Regions from separate parts of the Homo sapiens genome. Here region 1 is linked to region 2. A link is an interaction called in ENCODE POLR2A ChIA-PET data of the cell type or tissue named here. Cell type or tissue: OCI-LY7. All regions are shown on one strand. Each heading gives the region's core, and the rest is flanking DNA. Links, peaks and the distances in the headings are about the cores only.

Region 1 (9,760 bases), core at 1,275-9,274, 52 kb before region 2:
CACTCGGCGGGTGGCGGCGTCGCCGCTGCGGGACTGTGGGACTCCCAGCTCGGGCCGTGTGGCCGCCCTTCCTCGCCCCACTTCCTGGCCGCCTCAGGCTCCCCAGGCCCCCGAAGCCCGGCGCGGGCAGACGCGGAGGCGCGGCGCGGCCTCTCCCCGGGAGGAGAGAACACAAAGAAAAGCTCTCTCCAATCCGGTCAGAGCCGTGGCGGCGCAGGCAGGCGACAGTAATCCACCTCCTGTTTGCTTAAAAAGTCGAGCAGGCTGGTGAGAAAGGAACAATCGGGCCTGCGATCCGCCCGCAGGGGGTGGGAGATTAAAATTGTTGCTTCGTAGCCGAGCCCGCGTCCCGAGAATCGCCGGCAGCTCGCGCTTTCTCAACTTTGAAATTTCTTATTGGAGAGAAAAAAAAAAAAAAAAACAACCACAAAACAAAAGCACAGCACACACGACTCCCTGGAGGCCGCCAGGAAGCCTGGCACCCCCGCGTGCGCAGCCCCCGGCCCCTCTCCGGCCTTCGGCGCCTTTGAAGCTGCAGGTTTCTGACCTCCCTCCCTTTCCTTCTTTCCCTTTGTCCCGCCCGGCGCCCTCCGGGGCTCGGGAGGCGCCGGCCGGGGCTGGGGGCCCCCACGTCCCTAGTCCAGCCCGGGCAGCCCCTCCCCTGACCCCTGCGCTCGCAGCCCCCTCGCCAGAGCACTCTCCGGGCCCTGGCGGCCGGGCGCTCGCTTTGCAGGCCGGGATCGGGGCTTGGGAGCCGAGCTATTTGTTAGACCCGGGGAGAGAGCTGGCGATCCCCAGAGGGAAGGGAGCCCCAAACGCCTTTGTATGTAGTTGCCAGACAAAGAGAACTCTTTGTGTAGACCCATTTATTTACAATGCAAAAGCTCTCCGAATAAATATTAAAAAAGCTTATCAGCTGAGCAAATATGTATTCACTTAATACATTATGTTTTCGGTTATAGATTAAATCAAACACAAAATAGTCTGCAAATAAGACGTTTTAGAACCCGGACCATAAAATATCGCAATTTAAAAAGGTATTCAGTAGATGGAAAACATCTTAATCGCTTTGTTGTCATGGTGGAATGGCTACAAAAACACAAGGTTTTCCGCAAAGTTCCTAATTAGGAATATCAAGCCTATCCATCTCCCTTTTGTTGGAGGTGATAAACATTAAAACAATACGTATTTAGAAGATGAGGAGTAATATGTGAAGTGCGTCCAGGGAGCGCCTTCGGAGGGACGCCTGGGAGCACGGTGGTGCACGCAGCTTCTATCACTGGCTCCGACCCTCCGCACCCAGAGTCTAAAATTGTCCCCAATTTCGCCTGAGTGGATGCTCCGCGTTGGGTGGGGGTGGAAGAAAATGGAGGTGAGGGTTATTTTAGGTGGCCGAGGTCCGGGCAGGGTCTGCTGGCAGAAGGTTGTGCTGGGCCGGGCCCACCTTCCCCGGCTAGAGGGCCGAGCTGGGCGCCGCAGACCCCGCGTACCCAGGCCGCCCGGTACTGCCCGGAGCGGAGACCGGCCTCTGCTCGCGGTCCCCGGCAGGCGCTGAAGGAAGAAATCCCAGGGCCGATTTGGGCCGTTGAGAGAGAGCATTCTGACTCTGAAAGCACCCCCCCCACACACACCCCCAAGCCCCCAATCCGCAGAGGAAGATCCTGGGCGAATTTGATTGGGGGGCGGGGTGATTGTTACAGCCTCAACAGGAAGCTCCCGGCTCCGGGACAGCAGGCCGGGCACTGCGGCGTGGCGGCCCAGGTGATGCCGGTGGCGGTTGCGGGCCTCCGGGGCTCTGAGGAGCCGGCCTGGGGTCCTAGCGCGATGCTGGGGACAGGAGCTGGTCCCGCTGGGGCTGGGGAGGGGGGACCACGGTGGATTCAGAAGAATGGGCCGAAAGATGCATGAGGGGGATGGGAGTGGGGAGAAAAGGAAGGTTATTAAAAAAAAAAAAAACTCTTGAGTTACAATCAATAAAATTACTCGCTTAATTAGCATGGTTATTCGGTTAAGCGGAATGCAGTAAAAGCTGGACCTCGGCATGAGGTGGGGAGAGGGGGAGAGCTAGTGTGGACCCCAGGCCTTTTCCTCCGAGACACCTTTGGGCAGCGGGGGAGGGGAGAGGGTGTGCGTGTGAGTGTGTGTGTGTGTGTGTGTGTGTGCGAGTGTGCGTGATGGCTTCGCAGATTTGGGTTTTTATCACCCAGCAGAGCCAGCAGCCTCTTCGCCGCGGCGCCCTAGCTGCAGGGACCCGCGGGGACGAGAACGGGAGGCGGCGAGCAGTGCGGCTGGGTTCCCCCGGCTGCCCCGGGCCAAGCGTGGCCGGGACGGTGCGTGCGCGCGCGGGGCCCCGGGTGCTGGGCTGCGCGCGCGTGCGGCGGGGAGACACCGAGCGCCCCGGCCCCGCCACCCGGCCTGGCCGCCGCTCGCTCGGGCCGGCGGGGGTGGGGGGTGGGGGGAGTGGGTGAGCGGGCGGGGCGGGGACCCCCGGGCGAGCCGAGCCCCCCAGTCACCCGTGTCTCCTCTGCTTTTGCCTCCACAGACCATGGACCCGCACAGCGGCCGCTGGCTCGGTGCGCGGCCGCCCGCCGAGAAGCCCAGTCCTCCCGCGTGCTGACCGGCCCCGCCGCCACCACCGCCTGTGACCCCGGACGCCGCCGCCTCTGCGCCGCCCGCGCGCCGAGCCGCCCCCGGGCCCCGGCCGCGCTGCTCCGAGGAAGCGGCGGCGGACCGGGGCCGGGGCCCGGCATGGATGGCCGCGACTTTGCGCCGCCGCCGCATCTGCTGTCGGAGCGCGGGAGCCTGGGCCACCGCAGCGCCGCTGCCGCCGCGCGTCTCGCCCCGGCTGGGCCCGCCGCGCAGCCCCCCGCACACTTCCAGCCGGGAAAGTACTTCCCGTCGCCGTTGCCCATGGCTTCGCACACAGGTCAGTGCTCGGCCGGGGCGGGCGCGGGACGGGAGCGTTCGAGAGCGGAACAGGGCGCCCACCCCTCCGCTCCCGGGAGCAGAGAAGCTTTGGTTTCATTTCCCGGCCCCGGCCGCGGTGGCTGCCTGGGCGCTGAGCGGGGCCGCGCGTCCCGCCAGCCCCCCAAGCTGCGTCGCCGCGGCTTAGAGAGGCCCTTCCCTGGCCACCCTCCCCCGGGGGTCTCGGAGGGGCAGCCCCGGAGCCGGCTGAAATTAAAGCCTTTCCGCGCCTCGCCACCCTCCCCCGCCCCCTCCTGCAGATCTAAATTCCACGGAAACCTCTTTTCTGCATTCTGCATTCACCTCCCTAAGACGTTCCGGGGCTGGGACAACGAGGCGCTTTCTGCGGAAACAAAACGGCTGTTGTGGCGGGGGGAGGGGACCAGGGTACGCCGCGGCCTCGCGGATTAGAGTGGTGTGTGCGCCGGGCGAGCGTTAATAGGGACTGCTGGTGTAAGACGAGCAAATCCTGTTTCTATATAAAGCCTTAAAGTGTCAGGGCGAGAATGGGTTTGCAGGGATGCATTTGCCTTAACGAGTGCCTCTGGTATCCCGCTAAAGCCGGACAAAGCGTGGCCAGAGTGCGGCCCAGCCTCTCAGCCTGCGGCCCGGGGAGGAGGGCAGCGCGGGCGCGGGCTGGGGGTGGCGCGGGGCGGCGCTCAGGATTTCGGTGCAGGCGAGAGTGCGGCGGATTTGCTCCAAGAGGAGAGCGAGGCGGATTTGCTCCAAGAGGAGAGCGTGGGGCGCCGTGCTGGGCCTCGCAGGGACGGATCCTCTCGGGCGGTCCCCTCTGACTCCCTGCCCGAGAGGATCAGTCCTTGGCAGAGCGGGCCCAGGCCTCCAGGGCAGCCCTCTTCCCGGTGGCTTTGATATGAGTGTCGAGGGAGGTCAGGGTAGGGGCAGCTACCACGCCTGAAGCCCTAGAGGTCACCAGGCGGCGCGGGTAGATTCGGGGGAAGCGCGCAGGGCTGCGCTAGGGACCCGCCGGGTCACCCTGGTACATGGGTGGCTTTTGTTTACAGTTTGTTCTAAACATCAGAAATGTTTGTCGCTTTTAAAAACAAAATTGGCAGTAACAGTTATTATTGGTAGCTTGATGAACTGTGAATACTAATAAAATTATATCTGCTTTAATGGGATTACAATTAGTGTGTGGATTAAAACGGATGGCAGAGACGGGGCTAGAAAGGAAAACGTCGGAAAAAGGGAGGGCACTCAAAGAAAAACGTACATTTTCTAGAAAAAAACAAACTTGAAATTGCTTAATTGCTAACGGGCTTCCAGCATTTGCAGCGCCAGGAGATTGGAATGGGGGAGCCGCCCAGTGGAGGGGTCTCCCCAGCACTTCCCGGGTTGGCCCACACCCGCTTCCCTCCCTGCCTGGGCCTTTGGCGAGGCTGCCCTTTTCTCTCTGTTGCCCTTCCTTCTTTTTCTCCCTTTCTTTTTTCTCCTCTAGATTTGTAACTGGAAAGAGAAGGAGAAAAAGCACTTGCCTGAGCGATGGGTGATTTAAAAATATCTCTTCTGCTGTCCCTGTGGTTATCAAGCTTGTCTTCCTGCCCCTGCATGGGAGCTGCTGCCCACCCGGCTCAGGTGCACGGGGCGCTGAGGCTGGGGCCGCCCTGGCAGAAGGGACAGCTCGCCAGCCTCCCCACCAGCCCCTCTTCTGGCTGAAGGCTGGTGGCCCCCACTGGGGGTAGGGGGATTGTGTGCACCCCACCTCCACTGTACCGTGCCCTCCAGCCTGGCAAGTAACAGCACGACAGAGACAGGGGCCCCTGACACTGAGGCTTGCATGTTGGTGCACAGGCAGGCTGGGGCTGTCCCCTCCGGGAGGCAAGGCCAAATTCCCCATCAGGTCAGGTCAGCACTCTCCCTGACCCCATGCCCCAGCTCACATCCTGGCCAGGTCCAGGCCAGCTGCATTCTCCCCCTTCTGCCCTTACTTCCAGGTCTAGGCAGCACCCGGGTAGGTGGGCGCCTGGTCGGGTGGCCTAGCCCTTTGTCTTGCTCATTCTAAGTTTGGCCACGTGGTTCTTGGCGTGTAGGCCCCGGAGGGCTGTGAGAAACGGCTCTGGGCTCTGGCCTGGCCTGTGTCCTCCCTGCTTCTTCTTGATCCCAGGTCCTCCCAGCCTCCCCAAGCGCAGGGTGCTCTAGAGGGCGCTGGAGGCCCCTCGGGGCTGCCTCTTTCAGGGTCTGAAGGGTCATGTGTCCCCGTCCCTGGAGGCCCCATTTCCTCCCCCCTGCGGACCGAAGAGAACGCTTGTGCTCGGAGATGTTCAACCCATTTGTGATGGGCAACTTGGTCATGCAGACATCCAGCTAGAAGCATCTGTAGCTGAAAGAAAGCCTTTTGAAATTGTTAAGAGCCAGAATATTGTATTGGTTTTTAAAATTTAGCTGCATGTATTTTTTTAAAAAAAGAATTATACCCCAGATCACTTTGCTTTGGTCTGTGTCTATATATGATCTAGTTTAGAGAGAAAAAAGCATAATTACGTTAAACAATTTTTTTGCGTCTTGTGTGCGGACTTCCACATGGCTGGTTTGGCTGCCTTGCTTCCCATTTTCCTGGATGGCTTCAGTCCGCAGGCCACAGCTGCAGCCAGCCCGCCCCTCCCTCTGCTGACTGCCCCTTGGAAAGGAAAATTGACCCGGATTCTTCCCGCCTGTCTGGGAGTAGAATCCAACCATCGGGGATGGAGGCCCTGGCCTCCATGAGGCTGCCTCTTTTTGCTGGGCTGCTCTTCCTGTGCCTGTCTGGCCTGGCACTGCCACCCCGGCTGGACTGAGGCTGTTCCTGCTGGCTGCCGGGGCTGCCTTTCCCCAACCCCACCCAACACTTTCAGAATGTCAGTCTGAGGGGCCCTGATGGGTGGGGACATGGGGCTCCCAGGCTTCTTCCATTGTTTTTCTAAAAATGAAAGTGCTGGGAGCTTTAGACTCGGGCCGCAGGTTTTATGGTAAAGTGCTGTTCCAGTAACCTTGTCACCAAAAGGTGCAATTAAAATGTTTGGAATCATTATTTTTAGTTCAGTGTTAGATTTTGTCTCTAATACAGATGGTCCGGAGGCAAAGCTGTGAAATCTAGGGGGGAGAAAAGAGAAATCAACAAGAACCAACCCAAGATTTTTCATCAGTGCTACTGCCTGGAGCCACTGGGGCTGGCGCCTCTGCTGGGAGTGTGTGTGTGATCCGAGGCAGCCCCGGCCTGGGGAGAGGCCCACATAGACAGCCCCCCGTCCTGGCTTCTGGCTGGGCCCGCTCCTGTCCTGGTCTGTACGCCTCCCCTCTCCAGGGGCCAGGGCTCCACCAAGGCACTATTTCTCATCTTGGTTTCAATAATCTGCTCAGATTCCCCTCCCGCCCCTTCTCTTGTCTTCTTTGGGGTGTAAATTGCTGAAGCCTGGGAAACCAGGTGCTCTGAGCCTGGGGTTATTGTGGGAGAAAGGCGAAGGCTCCTTCTGGTGGGAGAACTGCAAACTACTTCTTTCCTGCTGAAAAAGTGCTTCCTACCGCCAATCTCAAAAAAAAAAAAAGAAAAAGAAAATACCAAAAAACACAACCAAAAAATACCCCCAACTTGGCAGAGGAAAAAAAAAGATAATTTCCTAGTGTGAAAAGACCCCATCACAGGCTCCTCTCCCTCATCATGTGATATTTTTTTGTAAAGAAAAAAATACATTTTCTTAAATACCTCATTAACTCCATGACACGATGGAGTGTTTCTGCAACAGTTAGCAACATTAAGTAGGTGTGAAAAGAGTTACTTTCCGAAGACGTCACCCGTCCCGCTCCATAAGTGACAGAGTTAGACATCAAAGTTGCCGCGAGCCCAAAGGAGCTACGGGAATCCGGGAATGTGGGGCCGCGTGGACCGGCGGCGGTGGCCCGCCACGCCCGCCCCGCCGAAGCCCTGTTTGGAATGTGGGTTTCCCCCAGTGGGGCTCGTGCTGCCACCACGTCTGATTATCCCGGTACGGAGCCGCCGCGCTTTCTGTAGGAATATCCAGGTCACGTGAGTAATAAGGCAAATTAGTGAGCCAGGCAGAGAACGGCGTTGTGCAAATAGCACATCTCCCCTGGAAAACGCGCGTCCCCCCAAACGTTCCCCGGTTATTCTTAGAAATCTTCTCTCATCTCCCTGTGAGACAGGGTTCAACAGCCCCCACAGACAGGACAAAATGCATAGGAGGCTGTTAGAATAACATGGATGAGGCTAAAAATACCCCTCAGAAACACACATAAAAAAGCCAAATCCAACAACAGAACGAGCTAAAAATATTCCAGGCTTTGGCAAAGAGCACAGAGTTAAATAAATTATACAAGAGCCATTCATGGGAGCAAGTTGACTTTCTCTCTTACGGGAACTTGGTTCAAGCTAATAAAAATAATAATTTACTAGCCACTGAGCTTTGCATGAGTTTAAATTTAATTGGTGGGGCTTCTGGCGTTTGTCACTTCTTGGCGATTAGTGGTCTTGCCCTGGCCTGGGCCAGAGTGGGGAGGGGATGCCGAGGCTGGGGCTCCTGGCAGCAGGGTCATTGTCCCCTGAGAAGCAGGGCCTGGGTGCAAGGGCAGATTACCCAGGAGGCTGGAGGAGGATGGAGACTATTGGGGGTTCCATCCAGGAAGGCAGAAAAAGAACTGGCAAGGCACGGCTATTTTAATTTGATAAATGATTGTACACCTTTAAGAGTGTTTTAACAATCAGGATACACTCCAGCAAGTTGATAGGATGTTCGCTGTCAACTTACATATGTCATCAGAGCTGGCTGTGAGCATAAATAATGTGCGAGCGCTTGGGACAGCTGCAGTCTCTCCTGGAGGCTGAGGCGTGGCAGGTAGCACCTCTGTCCCCTGGCGGGCACCTTTGTTCTCCTTCTCTCTGTGTGTCTGGAGGCAGGGACCGGAGAACAGTCGTGGGGAATCACTGAATGCTGCTTTCATCCTGGGTGGTTTGGTTGGGGTGCCTCCTCTCTGCGGACTTTTTAGGTCTCCCCACGAAAATAAGAGTCCCCAGAACTACTTGACCAGAAAAGCCACTGTGGATATGATCTGAAGCTAGAATAGTAGCATCGTCTGGTGTGTTTTGTTTTTGTTTTTGTTTTGTTTTTGTTTTTTGAGACAGTCTGGCTCTGTCTGCCAGGCTGGAGTGCAGTGGCACAATCTTGGCTCACTGCCTCACTGCAACCTCTGCCTCCCTGGTTCAAGCCATTGTCGTGCCTCAGTCTCCCAAGTAGCTGGGATTACAGGCATGTACCACCACGCCCTAATTTTTTGTATTTTTAGTAGAGACGGGGTTTCACCATGTTTCCCATGCTGGTCTTGAGCTCCTGAGCTCAAGCAATCTGCCCACCTTGGCCTCCCAAAGTGCTAGGATTACAGGTGTGAGCCACCGTGCCCGGCCTCTGGTGTCTTTTGAGGCAGCAGATGTTTATATATAGCCACTTCCCAGGAGTTTTAAACATCCACCCTGGGGTTGGAGTAAGGGTAACTCCCTTTACTCCCTCCTCTTCCTTGGCTGTTTCTTAACTCAATCTGCCTCCCCCGCCCCCAATCCTGGCAGGGCCTTCTAACTCCCAAAGGACTATATTTCCCAGAATACCCTGATCTAGCTCCAGGGTCTGAGCCCGAGACTGTCCATGTCCCTGGGCTGGGAATTCCCAAGCACAGATAGAGTTCAGCCAGTGCCGCTGGGAATAAATACTTTCCTGGTGGAAGAAAGCCTTGCTCCATCGTGCCCCCCTGCCCTTCCTTCTGGAAGAGGCTTCTGGGCCCCCCGGTCTGGCTTCCTCCCTACCATAAATACCTGAATATAGGCCCATAACAAATGGGACCTGTCCTCTGTCCTCTGCCCTCTGGATCCTGTGAGGCAGCTACTGTGATTGTCCTGGCCAACGCCCCACCGGAGAGTCTCCCCCAACCCCCTGAGCTCAGTACATGGCATATGCCCTCTTTTGGAGTGGTCTTCTCAGAGGGGCCTGGTTGCCCATCAGCTGCTGTGGAAGCGATACAGGGACTCCTCCTGGGTAGCAGCAGGGCCAGCCTCTGCCTAGGGAGTCCCTCGAGAAAATACCGCCCAGCCTTTGGGGTGCCCCCTTGCCCTCCTGACACCCTCAAACAACAGAAGCTGCCTGCCTTCTTAATGGGTTCATCCTGAATGAGAGGTTTCCAAAAAGAAGCCCTCCCTCAAGACAGGCACTGCCTTGTTCCCCTGAGGAGGGAGGCAGGCTCGTCCTGGCCTGTCCAGGGGAGGGTCCGAAACCCTTGGCTCCTGGACAGCCTCCTTGAGGGGAGATGGCCTCCCCTTGTGTCCCCCACCTCGCAGACGTGCTGTGAATGGGCTTGGACTCAGAGCACGCCCCTGTCTGTTGGGTAGGTGGGTTACTTGCTCTGCATTCCCCCTCCCAGCCCCCGCTCCCCGCCCACCTGGGAACGGCTTCCCTGGGGTTCCCCGGTCCCCATTAACCTCTGGGACCTCATTTCCCCTCACCGAAGACACAGTGTAACAAGCAAAAAAAACATCAGAGCCAGCGTGCAGTGTCTGGAAAATCACCCGCAGCCCAGGCCCTTCTGCAAAGGATGGGGCCTGGAAGGGCCTCGGGCGTGGGACCGCACTCCGCTCGGGCTCCGCCCGCTGACGTTTTTATGGGATAATATACCGTTTCGCTCACGCAGGCCTATTTGTCAGTGGGCTGCCCCTGTTTGTTGTAATCTATAATATTACTGCCTCCCGTGGCCCCAGAGCAGCTGCCGCGGGAGAATCCAGGGATGGTGGGCGCTAGGTGTGCGC
Region 2 (9,760 bases), core at 1,202-9,201:
TCTGGCCCAGAGTCCCTGCTTCTGGGTGGGGCTGTGCAGAGGGTTTGAGGAAGCTTGGAGTCCTACCAGGGTGGGCTCCACCTGGACCCCCCAGAGGCCCTCCCTTGGGCCTCCAGCTGGCAATATATGAGAAGTTAGATAGGGCGAGGTGGAGGCACCTTGGGGCAGGGCCTGAGCTGCCAGGGACCCGCCGTGGGAGGGTCTCAGGGACCCTCACCTGGCAGCATGAGGAGGCGTCAGTAGATAGCAGGTCCCGTGTGTATGGCCAGAGTGGCCGGTCTGCCTGTGTGAATGCCTGCAGGACAGGAGCCCGTTCACTGCATGAATACTCATGTGTAGACCACGTGTCCCGGGTGGTGGGCCATGTGGCTTAACCCAGCATGGATGTCGTCACACTCCGGCCAGGCCAGGTGTCCCAATCCCCAGGGTGTGCAGAAGTGGAGTCAGGGCCAGCTCTGCCCTCCGGGTCTCCACCTCATGGTCCCCCCCTGGGCCCCCACCCCTGCCCCTGCCCTCCCCTTGTCCCCGTTAATGGGCAGGTCTCTGCAGCTGCTGGGCTCAGAGCTGATCCCTACAAGTGTAGCGATCACTTCAATTGAAATTAATTAGGAGGTTGGTTTTGTCCTGTGCCAGACAGCAAGATTTGCAGAGGGGGAAGTGGAGAAAAAGCCCCCACCATCGGGGCCGGGCAAGCATAGAGCCCCCAGGACTGGCAGAACCATCTGGGTGAGGCCACGTGGGAGCCACACGCCTGTAGCCTGCAAGGGCAGGGGAGGCACAGAGGGGCTTCTGGCCAACTGCAGTGACCCCAGGAGACCTGGGGCCTTCAGTGGAAGGGGCCTGCAGATGTGCCTCCCCGGCTGCTGATGGCAGCAGCTGCTCAGCCCACCCCCCCTCGGCCCTCTCTCCCCCTCCCATTCCCTGCGGATCCTGGACCCAGCAGCCTGAGTGTTCCCTTGGTCCCCATCAGATCTGTGGTCTCGGTCCAGAGCTTTGCACCCCAGCATCTGCCCCTCCGAGCACCTCCTGGCTTCTTAGTAATGACTTCTGGGGATGGATCAACCCTTGGTCTGGGCTTGTGGCCCCCTGGCCCTCCCCATACTTGAGGAGGGAAGCAGCCACGCACCATGGAGTGCCCCAGCCTGGGCGCTCAGGTCAGTGCCTTTGGTGGAATCTCAGGTGCGTGCCCCAGCTGTCAGGCGCTGATTTGTCCCATCGTGGATGGGGTTCTCCCGCACTCCTGCTTCTGGCTGAGATGAGCCATATCTCTGGGGAGCCCCGGTCCGTTAAGTGGAGCGTGGGGTTCTGAGGCAGAGACTAGGTTTGGGGTGCTCGTTGCTGTGAGGTTATCGTTGCTCCTGGGCTTTCCCAGGGGATACCAGCACCTCTACTCACCCCACAGGGGTTCCGCAGTTCTCCTGCCTTCCTGGCCATCACCACCCACCCCCACCGCAAGGTGTCTGGCTCCTGTCTCCTGCTGGATGTCCTTGTGGGATCAGCCCATGGGGACCCCGTTCCTGGTCTCTGTGGTCAGCCCTCAGGGCTGGCTTCCCCTACTCAGGCCCTGAGTCCCCAACCTGGGCCCGACCCTGCATGGACGCCAGCCTCTGCTGGCCCATGCTCTGACCCCAAGATGGGCCATCCCTTCCCCAGGCCACTGCCTGGGCTGTTGGGCTGCCGCTGTTCCTGCGGTCACTGTGAGGGTAGCTCCCCTGTCCCTGCCCCCAGGTTGAGGTCCCAGAGGATGCGGCCCTGGCAGCCCCTTCCTCCTGACCTGTGTTCAGCCCATGGCCCTCCTGCCTGCCCCAGGGCTGGAGCGTGCTGGAAAGGGCTTGGCAGAGCCCAGCACTGTGTTCAGAGACCGGGCAGGGGCAGGGATTTGGTGCTCTGAGGGAGGATGGAGGAATGGTGGCTGCTCCTCTGAGAAGGGTCACAGCAGATGAGACTGCATCCAGAAACCCCTGCCCGCTGCCCTCCTCACAAGGAATCGAGGGCCTGGGGTCCCAGCTACCCAGGAAGCTGAGGTGGGAGGGTACTGGAGCCCAGGAGTTCGAGGTTGCAGTGAGCCGTGATGGAGCCACCACACTCCAGCCCAGGCAATAAAGCGAGACCCTGTCTCAAATTTAAAGGTATCGAGGGGACTTGTCCCCTCCCTCTGCACTGACCACTGGCCTCCCTGCAGCCATTGCTCTTTAGGTGTCCACACAGGCGAGTGGACGGAAGGACTGATGGGCAGATGGACAGGCAATGGCAGGTCTTAGCTGCTGGGGGACGCCAGCCTCCACCACCTGGATGGAGTGATGCCCAGGTGCTGAAGCCCCTGGTTCCAAAGCCATCTCTCCGCGTGACTTTGAACTTGGTTGAAGCCACGTAGACAGACGCCTGTTGGAACCGCAGGCTTGAGCCACAGCATTCAACTCGGTTGAACTTCAGCAGCTTCCGTGCACGAGGCCTCAGTGGGCTCTCGTAGCACTGCCTGTGTCTCTGAGGGCCCCAGAGTATCCCTTCCCAGGGCTGCCGTTCGAAGCAGGGCCCCCCCGGTGGGGGGACACACAGGCGTTTCTGTTAGAAGCTGTAACGAGCAGATTGCTTTTACTTCGATGCTTTGGGGCCTGTCTTGCTCTGTGACACAGAGGACCCTGCCCCGTGGGTCCTCCCAGCTGGCCCTGCCTTACCACCAAGGGAGTGTCTCCCCAGCATGCAGCAAAACAGGGGTGCTGGGTGTCAGCCCTGGTGCCCACCTCACTCTTCCCGGTCTCCTGACCCTCATCCCGGTCTTCAAGGCTGGGTGGCTTCAGGGGGCCAGGGCTGACATCAAGAGCCTGTGAGGGGCAGTGTGTGCCCAGTTATGCCCATGCTGACCTTCCCATGCCGCACAGAGGAGGAAGAGGACGTGCTAGCCTTCAACCTGCAGCACCTGGCCACGCTGGCCACAGCCTGGTCCCTGGTGGAGGCCGCTGGCCTGGACAGCTCCACTGCCCCAGCGCAGCCGCCCACAGCCAACCCCTGCAGCGGCCCCAGGCTCACCCCCCGCATGCAGATCCTGCAGCGCAAGGACACCTGGACCCCCAAGACCAAGCCTGTGAGTGGAGGTCCCAGTGCCCACGTCGCCCAGTGCGTTGCCACAGAGCCCCAGCCTGGGCCCTGGCCCGGCTCACAGGCCCCTGTGCCCCCCCCACCAGGTGTGCCCCCTGAAGGCCGCCATCGACCGGCTGGACACGCAGGAGGTGGGGATGCGCGTGCGGCTGGCGGAGCTGCAGCGGCGCTACAAGGAGAAGCAGCGGGAGCTGGCCCGCCTGCAGCGCAAGCACGACCATGAGTACGCCTGGCGTGGCGGGGGGGCCTGGGAGGGTCGCAGCACCCCCACCCCCGGGAGGCGCCCACAGTGCTGGGGCCGATGTGGGAACAGGCCAGGATTGGGCTCTGCCCCCTACCTGTGGGCAGACACCAGGGTCCATCGGGGAGGCCCCCCAGAGGCAGTGGGGCCCAAGGAGGGAGGCATTCGGCCAGCAGCGAGACCAAGTGGCAGGGCCAGGGGTCTGTGGAAGAGCCGCTTGTCAGAGCCTGGTGTGGCAGGAGGCTGGCCGCAGGGTGGCGGGTGAGGGGACAGTGGCAGAAGGGGGAGTAGGGAGGACTGGGGGTGCTGTGGGGCCAGGGCAGAAGTTGGGGGATTCTCTGGGGGAGGGGACACCCCGCAGTTGCAACAAGGGCAGGGGCACCACCTGACCAGTGTGTGTGGATGGTAGGAGGTGGGGGCGGCGGGGGCCCCTGGCTGGCCTTGCCCTCTGCGTGAGGGGTCAGGCTCCCCAGGCCGAGTCTGGGCCGCATCTTTCCCCACACCCAGTAGCCCTCGAAGGCCAATGCCCTCGGCTGGAACCTTGTCGGGGAGCTGGGTTGTGCATGAGCCTCTGACCATCCCCCCTGCGGCCCCCAGGAGAGACGAGAGTTCACGGAGCCCTGCACGGCGGGGGCCTGGCCGGCCGAGGAAGCGCAAACACTCAAGCTCGCTGCCTGCCCCACGTCCCACGGGGCCGCTCCCCAGGAGCGATGGCAAGAAAGTCAAGTGAGTCCTGGGCACTGGCATGGCAGGGCGCGTGTGGCCGGCCCTGGGCCCTCGAGGCTGGGGAGCAGGGTCCAGGCTCCCCTGAGGCTTCCAGGCTGCTGGTGCCCCTTCACACCTACTCTGAAGGCCTGGCCCTGCCCTTCCTAGACCATCGAGAGTGACCAGCAGACAGAGCCCTGCTCCAGACAGGCTTTGCCCTTCTGGCAGCTCCCAGCACCACCCTGGCCCGGGTCCCCCTCTGGAAGTCACGGCCCCCAGGCCCAGCCACGCCGGCTCTGCACACCTGGCTGTGGCATCGTCCCCGCCCGGCCCCCCTGGAGTGTGAGGCGGTGTTGCGTGCAGGCCTCTTTATCTGCACTGTATAAAGTCGTTGGTCACGCTGTGGAGCTGCTCACGGCTGCCGGCGCGATGTTATTATCCATTACCCGCCCGGCGCAGTCGTTGGCGCACTCCCGGGCCTGGTATAATTGTCCTTCTCGGCTACAAATTGCCTCTCCCGGCAGGCCCATTTGCATAAATCCTCCGAGCTCCTCCAAACACGATTGGCGCGTGCGTGTGCGCACTGCATCAATCCTGATGATTTGGTAATAATAGTTAAATCGGCACTAAATGGTTCCTTCAATTAAGACAGGCAAAAAATTAATCTCAGGGCTTCATGTCACAAAACATTAGCAAATGCAGAGAAGGTTACGGGGAGGGGCTGTGTGGCTGTGGGCAGTGGAGGGGTCACCATATGGCTGCCCCCCCCCAGAGCTGCCCCTGCCCTGCCCAGGTGTCTCCTGGGGGGGGGTCTCCTGGGGTCTCCCTTTGAGAACCAGCCAGCACTGTGGGAACTGCTGGGCAGGACAGGGCCCCTGGAAACCAGGATCTGGCTAGAAGGCAGCAGCCTCAGGACAGGGAGGGAAACTGAGTCCAGGACCCCTCTTCCCGAGGGTCAGGGCCCCACCTCACCCTTCCACCTCCTGCCCTCACTCATCCAGGCAGTGGTGGCAGAGGCAGTTGGCCCCGGGACGGGCCTTCTACCATGCAGGAAGTCGGGGAGCGGGGGCCCAGGGGTGCCTTGTGGCCCATGGCTTCCTGCCTGGCCCCTCAGGCCTCAGAAGCCCAGCCTCCTCTGTGAGCAGGAAGGTGGAAAGGGACATCCGGCCACGCCAGGCCAGGGCCAGGCAGGGCTCTTTGTCTCCATCTGGGATTCATTTTCATGAGCAGCTGGGTATCCCTTTGCACCTGTGGGCAGGTGGGGGTTGAAAGGTGAGAGGCCAAGCCCCCAGCCCCTGTCTAGCCAAGAACAGGCAGAGAGACTCCCCAAGCCTTGGCTTCTCCATGTGAAATGGGGCAGTGGGAGGTTCTGGGGAGGGTGGGTCACCCACACAAGAGGGGGAGCCCAGGATGTGGGGGGATCAGGTGGGACCTGTTTTGGGGCATCTGGAGGTAGCTGCTGGGCCCATGTAGGCTGGAGTTGACTTCTGCCCCAGCTCCCAGCCTGGGGGACAGCACAGCTCTGGGGCATGGGGAATACTGAGGCTCAGCCTCCGCAGTGTCCAGGGCTCCATCTGGGAGGGGCCAGGGATGCAGAATTCCATCCTTAAGACCCGCGTGGAGGACAGAATGGGCTCCTGAGAGGGCCTGAGCCCGGCAACGGGGTCCCTGGGGACTCAGGGGAAAGCCCAGGCTTCTCTGGACACCGCCCCCACCCCACCCCACCCACCTGCCCCTACCCCCGCCCCTGGTGGGACTCCGGTTGGCACGTCCTCTTCCAGCTGTGGCGGAAATGTGGGTGCAGTTCTCACAAACCTGCCCGGTGCCTGCCCCACTCCTAAGGGTGGTAGTATCAGGCCCTGAACACCCGCCAAGGGCCGGGCCCGGCCTGCATAAGCCCTGCCCCAGACTCAGACAGGCACATGTGTGGCTGTCCCTTGTTCCAGGTGCCAAGGCTGGGGCTGCAGCCCCACTCAGGCCCCAGTAGCAGCAGAGCCCTGGCTCCTGAGCACTGGGCGGCCCCTCAGAGCCCTCACCGGCCCCAGCCCCCGACACCTGGCCTCTGGGTCACTGTGGCTAGGACCAGACAGCACTGCCAGGGCGTTCCTTCCTATCAGGCTGGAAGGATGGGATTTGGGTAACAGAAGCGTGCCCACTTCCAGTATAGCCAAGTGGGGGATGGGGCGGATTTGAGGATATAGGGACTGCTGAGGGCCGGTGGTTGGCAGGCAGAGGGGCTGGCTGCAGGCAGGTGCTCAGAGGAGGTCAGAGCTGGCTCGGCCCCCGGGGCCCCTCACCCCCTGCTCTGTCTGCCCGAGACGTGGGGCCCTTGGAGGAGGGTGACCCACAGTGTGACCCACTACAGAGACAGTAGGGGGACAAGGCTGGGGCGGCCGGGCCTGCATCTGCCCTGCACCCACCACCCCATGCCCCCAGGGCGGTGCGGACAAGCCTGGGTCTGCTGTGTGCGGAGCTGCGAGGAGGCAGTGGGGGCGAGCCTGCGAAGAAGCGAAGCAAGCTGGAGAGGAGCGTCTATGCGGGCCTGCAGACTGCCTCCGTGGTGAGTGCCGAGGCGCCCGCCTTGCCCCAGGGCCCTTCAGGTCCCTTCAGGTCCCTTCCTGGCAGGTAGCAGACTCTCCCCAGCCCTGTGCCGAAACCCATTGCTCAGATGAGCGAAGCAAGGCTGGGGAGCTCCGAGCGCCGACAGCAGGAGGAGGAGGGTGACCCTGCGGTGTAACACAGGAAGGTCTGACCGGGTGGCCCTGCCGCCACTTGCCCACGTCACTCCACCCTCCTCGTCTCACTCCAGCAGGAAAGCAAATGCCCAGGCTACACTCTGCTCACAGAGACTCCCTGGAACGAGGCCCTGCCTTTCTTCAGGTGGCCCAGGGCACACTTGGTGTGGCGGGGGCTCCTCCGGCTGCCGGCACCCCCTTTCTTCTTGGTGTGGGGGGGCTCCCCACGCTGCTGGCACCCTGTTTCTTCTTGGCGTGGTGGGGGCTCTCTCGGCTGCCGACACCCCTTCTTTCTTGGCACAACAGCTGCCTCCTGCCCCTCCTCTCTCCGTGGCCTCGGCGGGGCTGGTGAGACGTGGGCCCCAGCATACTTCACCTGTCTGCCCAGGGGGCTGATCCTTCTGCCCAGATGCTGTTTTATCCCTCCCTTTAGAAAAGCTAACAGCCTGGCCCCACAACCCACAGCCACTGGGCCCTCAGCCTCCTCCATGTCCCCTACGTGGGGTGGGCAGTTGGTGGGCAGTGGGTTGTGTGGGAAAGGCCGCAGCGTAGGCTCCAGGGGCAGGCCCTGTGTCTCTGGGCCAGACATCCCTTCAGCCCCTGTGGATCGAGGGCAGGGGCCTCGAGGTACCAGTTCTGAGCCGGGCATCAACAGAGAGGCACCTAACCGCCCAGGGGCTGTGGTTTGCAGAGGGCGCCCTGAGAGTGCAGCTGCCCCTCCCTGTTCACAGGAGAAGGCGCAGTGTAAGAAGAGCAGCTGTCAGGGCGGGCTGGCGCCCTCCGTGGCCCACAGGGTGGCCCAGCTGAAACCCAAGGTCAAGAGCAAAGGGCTGCCCACAGGCCTCAGCTCTTTCCAGCAGAAGGAGGCTACCCCCGGGGGGCGCATCCGGGAGAAGCTGTCCCGAGCCAAGAGTGCCAAGGTGTCTGGGGCCACACGGCACCCACAGCCCAAGGGCCACGGCAGCCGGGAGACACCCAGGTGCCCAGCCCAGCCCTCCGTGGCTGCGTCCCAGGAGGCAGGCAAGTTGCTGGCGTGAGTGGCCACTGCCAGGAGCCCCGGTCATGGTCGCTCGGGGGCTGGAGGAGGGGGCGGCAGGTTCATGGCCGCCACCAGGGCTGGGTCATGGCTTGTGGGGTGTGACAGGTCCAAGGAGACGTTTTCACTGAACAGGCTGGGGAAGGAGATGAAGGTCTCACGGAAGGAGACCCCCATCCCCAGGCAGAGCTCAGTGGCTCAGCATGCCTCACCCCCATGTCAGGGCCGAAGGGGAAGGAAGGACCCCCACTGGAAGCATCCAGGTTAAAAATAGCCCTCTCAACGGCCCCAGCCCCTGTGACTGTAGCATCCGGCTGAGCTGACCCTGAGGCGTTATCTGACCACCCCCCCCAGCAAACACGTGTGTCCAGAAACAGGAGCCTAGAAAAATAGAAGCTTCCTTTCTTCTGCCAGCCCCTTCCCCCAAGGTCTCAGATGCCTGAGAAAGAACAAAGGGAGGGCCGCTTGGGGCTGGGGGAGGGGCAGAGGGCCATCTGGGCGGAGGACAGCAGAAAAAGGGGAAGGGACTTTCTGGGGAGGGGGCCCCAGCCCTGCCTGGTGGGTGCCCTATTGCCCAGGGTATAAGAAAAAAACACCCCTCCCCACACCCATACAAATCCCTTCAGGCTGGAGGCCAGGACCTCAGGCACCTGCCCCCAAAGCAGCCCCACAGAGCGGCCCAGAGGGTGACGGTGACCAGCTCCACTCACAGCCCCGCCATAACCGCATGCCCAGAGGGTCACCTCCCCCACCTCTCAATGGCACAGCTTACCATCAAGTCATCAGGACCCCTCTGCCTCTCTCCCAGGCAGTGGCTATGACAGTGAGGACTGCGAGGGTCTCCTGGGGACAGAGGCACCACCCAGGGAAGCAGGGCTGCTGCTGCACACCGGGGCCAGTGTGGCCGTGCTGGGGCCCTCACCCTCCTCTGTGGTCAAGATGGAGGCCAACCAGAAGGCCAAGAAGAAGAAGGAGAGGCAGGGGTTGCTAGGTAACCAGGAGGGAGGACAGGGGTTGCTAGGTAACCAGGAGGGAGGGCAGGGATTGCTAGATAACCAGGAGGGAGGGCAGGGGTTGCTGGGTAACCAGGAGGGAGGGCAGGGTTTGCTGGGTAACCAGGAGGGAGGGCAGGGGTTGCTGGGTAACCAGGAGGAAGGGCAGGGGTTGCTGGGTAATCAGGAGGGGGAGGGCAGGGGTTGCTGGGTAACCGGGGGGAGGGCAGGGGTTGCTGGGTAACCAGGAGGGGGAGGGCAGGGGTTGTTGGGTAACCGGGGGGAGGGCAGGGGTTGCTAGGTAACCAGGAGGGAGGGCAGGGGTTGCTGGGTAACCAGGAGGGAGGGCAGGGGTTGCTGGGTAACCGGGGGGAGGGCAGGGGTTGCTGGGTAACCAGGAGGGAGGGCAGGGGTTGCTGGGTAACCAGGAGGGGGAGGGCAGAGGTTGCTGGGTAACCCGGGGGCGGGCAGGGGTTGCTAGGTAACCAGGAGGGAGGACCGGCACAGTCAGCCCAACCAGCCGGGTCTCTAGGATGGGGACCCCTGTGACGGCCTCCTCTCCTTCCCACAGGGGCCTGCCGCCTGTCCAGCCCTGAGAGTGAGGTCAAGATCAAGAGGCGGTCGGTGAAGGCCAAGGTGGGCACCACCCTGGAGCGGGCCCCAGGGCAGAGGCCCCCAGGTGCGCTGGGCAAGAAGAAAGCCAAGGGCAAGGCCAAGGGCAGCCTGCGGGCAGAGCCGGGGGCCACCCCCAGCAGGGACGCCCTCTTCAACCCCTCTCGGGCCTTCGCCTGCCGTGAGGAGGGCAGCCAGCTGGCCAGTGAGCGCCTCAAGAGGGCCACGCGCAAGGGCACAGTGCTGCAGCCAGTGCTGCGGGTGAGGCTGGGCTCTGGGGTGCTGGGCGGAGAGGGTGGGTGCCTGTGAGGAAAGGCCTTCCCCGCCCTCCCCCGCACGCTGG

Evidence for each region. Peaks named below come from ENCODE experiments on the same cell type or tissue, not always from the same donor. Only the 100,000 strongest peaks of a DNase experiment are listed, where the experiment ranks them.
Region 1: POLR2A ChIA-PET joins it to region 2 with 10 read pairs; 10 of 35 experiments call an interaction of 5 or more read pairs at or near these places.

Annotation. Positions count from the first base shown.
Region 1 is chr17:81,396,992-81,406,751 of GRCh38, forward strand. BAHCC1 (BAH domain and coiled-coil containing 1) reads left to right here. Exons shown (of 28, transcript NM_001377448.1): 2 at 2,543-2,926. The coding sequence starts at 2,749. MIR4740 (microRNA 4740) reads right to left here and starts at 3,787; the gene lies at 3,725-3,787. RefSeq lists enhancers at 1-421, 4,801-4,980, 5,280-5,805, 8,597-9,151. In OCI-LY7, for the core only: CTCF peaks have their summits at 5,119 (motif pointing right), 5,319, 6,362, 7,839 (motif pointing left) and 1 weaker place; DNase peaks (open chromatin) are centred at 5,140 and 7,770; H3K4me3 peaks cover 438 bases.
Region 2 is chr17:81,448,789-81,458,548 of GRCh38, forward strand. It overlaps BAHCC1 (BAH domain and coiled-coil containing 1), which reads left to right. Exons shown (of 28, transcript NM_001377448.1): 12 at 2,880-3,082; 13 at 3,183-3,319; 14 at 3,935-4,063; 15 at 6,479-6,602; 16 at 7,509-7,797; 17 at 8,622-8,804; 18 at 9,377-9,678. MIR3186 (microRNA 3186) reads right to left here and starts at 2,400; the gene lies at 2,316-2,400. LOC124904084 (a long non-coding RNA gene) reads right to left here and starts at 6,087. Exons shown (of 3, transcript XR_007065945.1): 1 at 5,772-6,087; 2 at 5,475-5,616; 3 at 5,106-5,290. RefSeq lists enhancers at 7,086-8,034, 8,035-8,983. In OCI-LY7, for the core only: no CTCF peak of the experiment used is centred there; DNase peaks (open chromatin) are centred at 4,463, 5,143, 5,883 and 8,193; H3K4me3 peaks cover 1,252 bases; H3K27ac peaks cover 1,404 bases.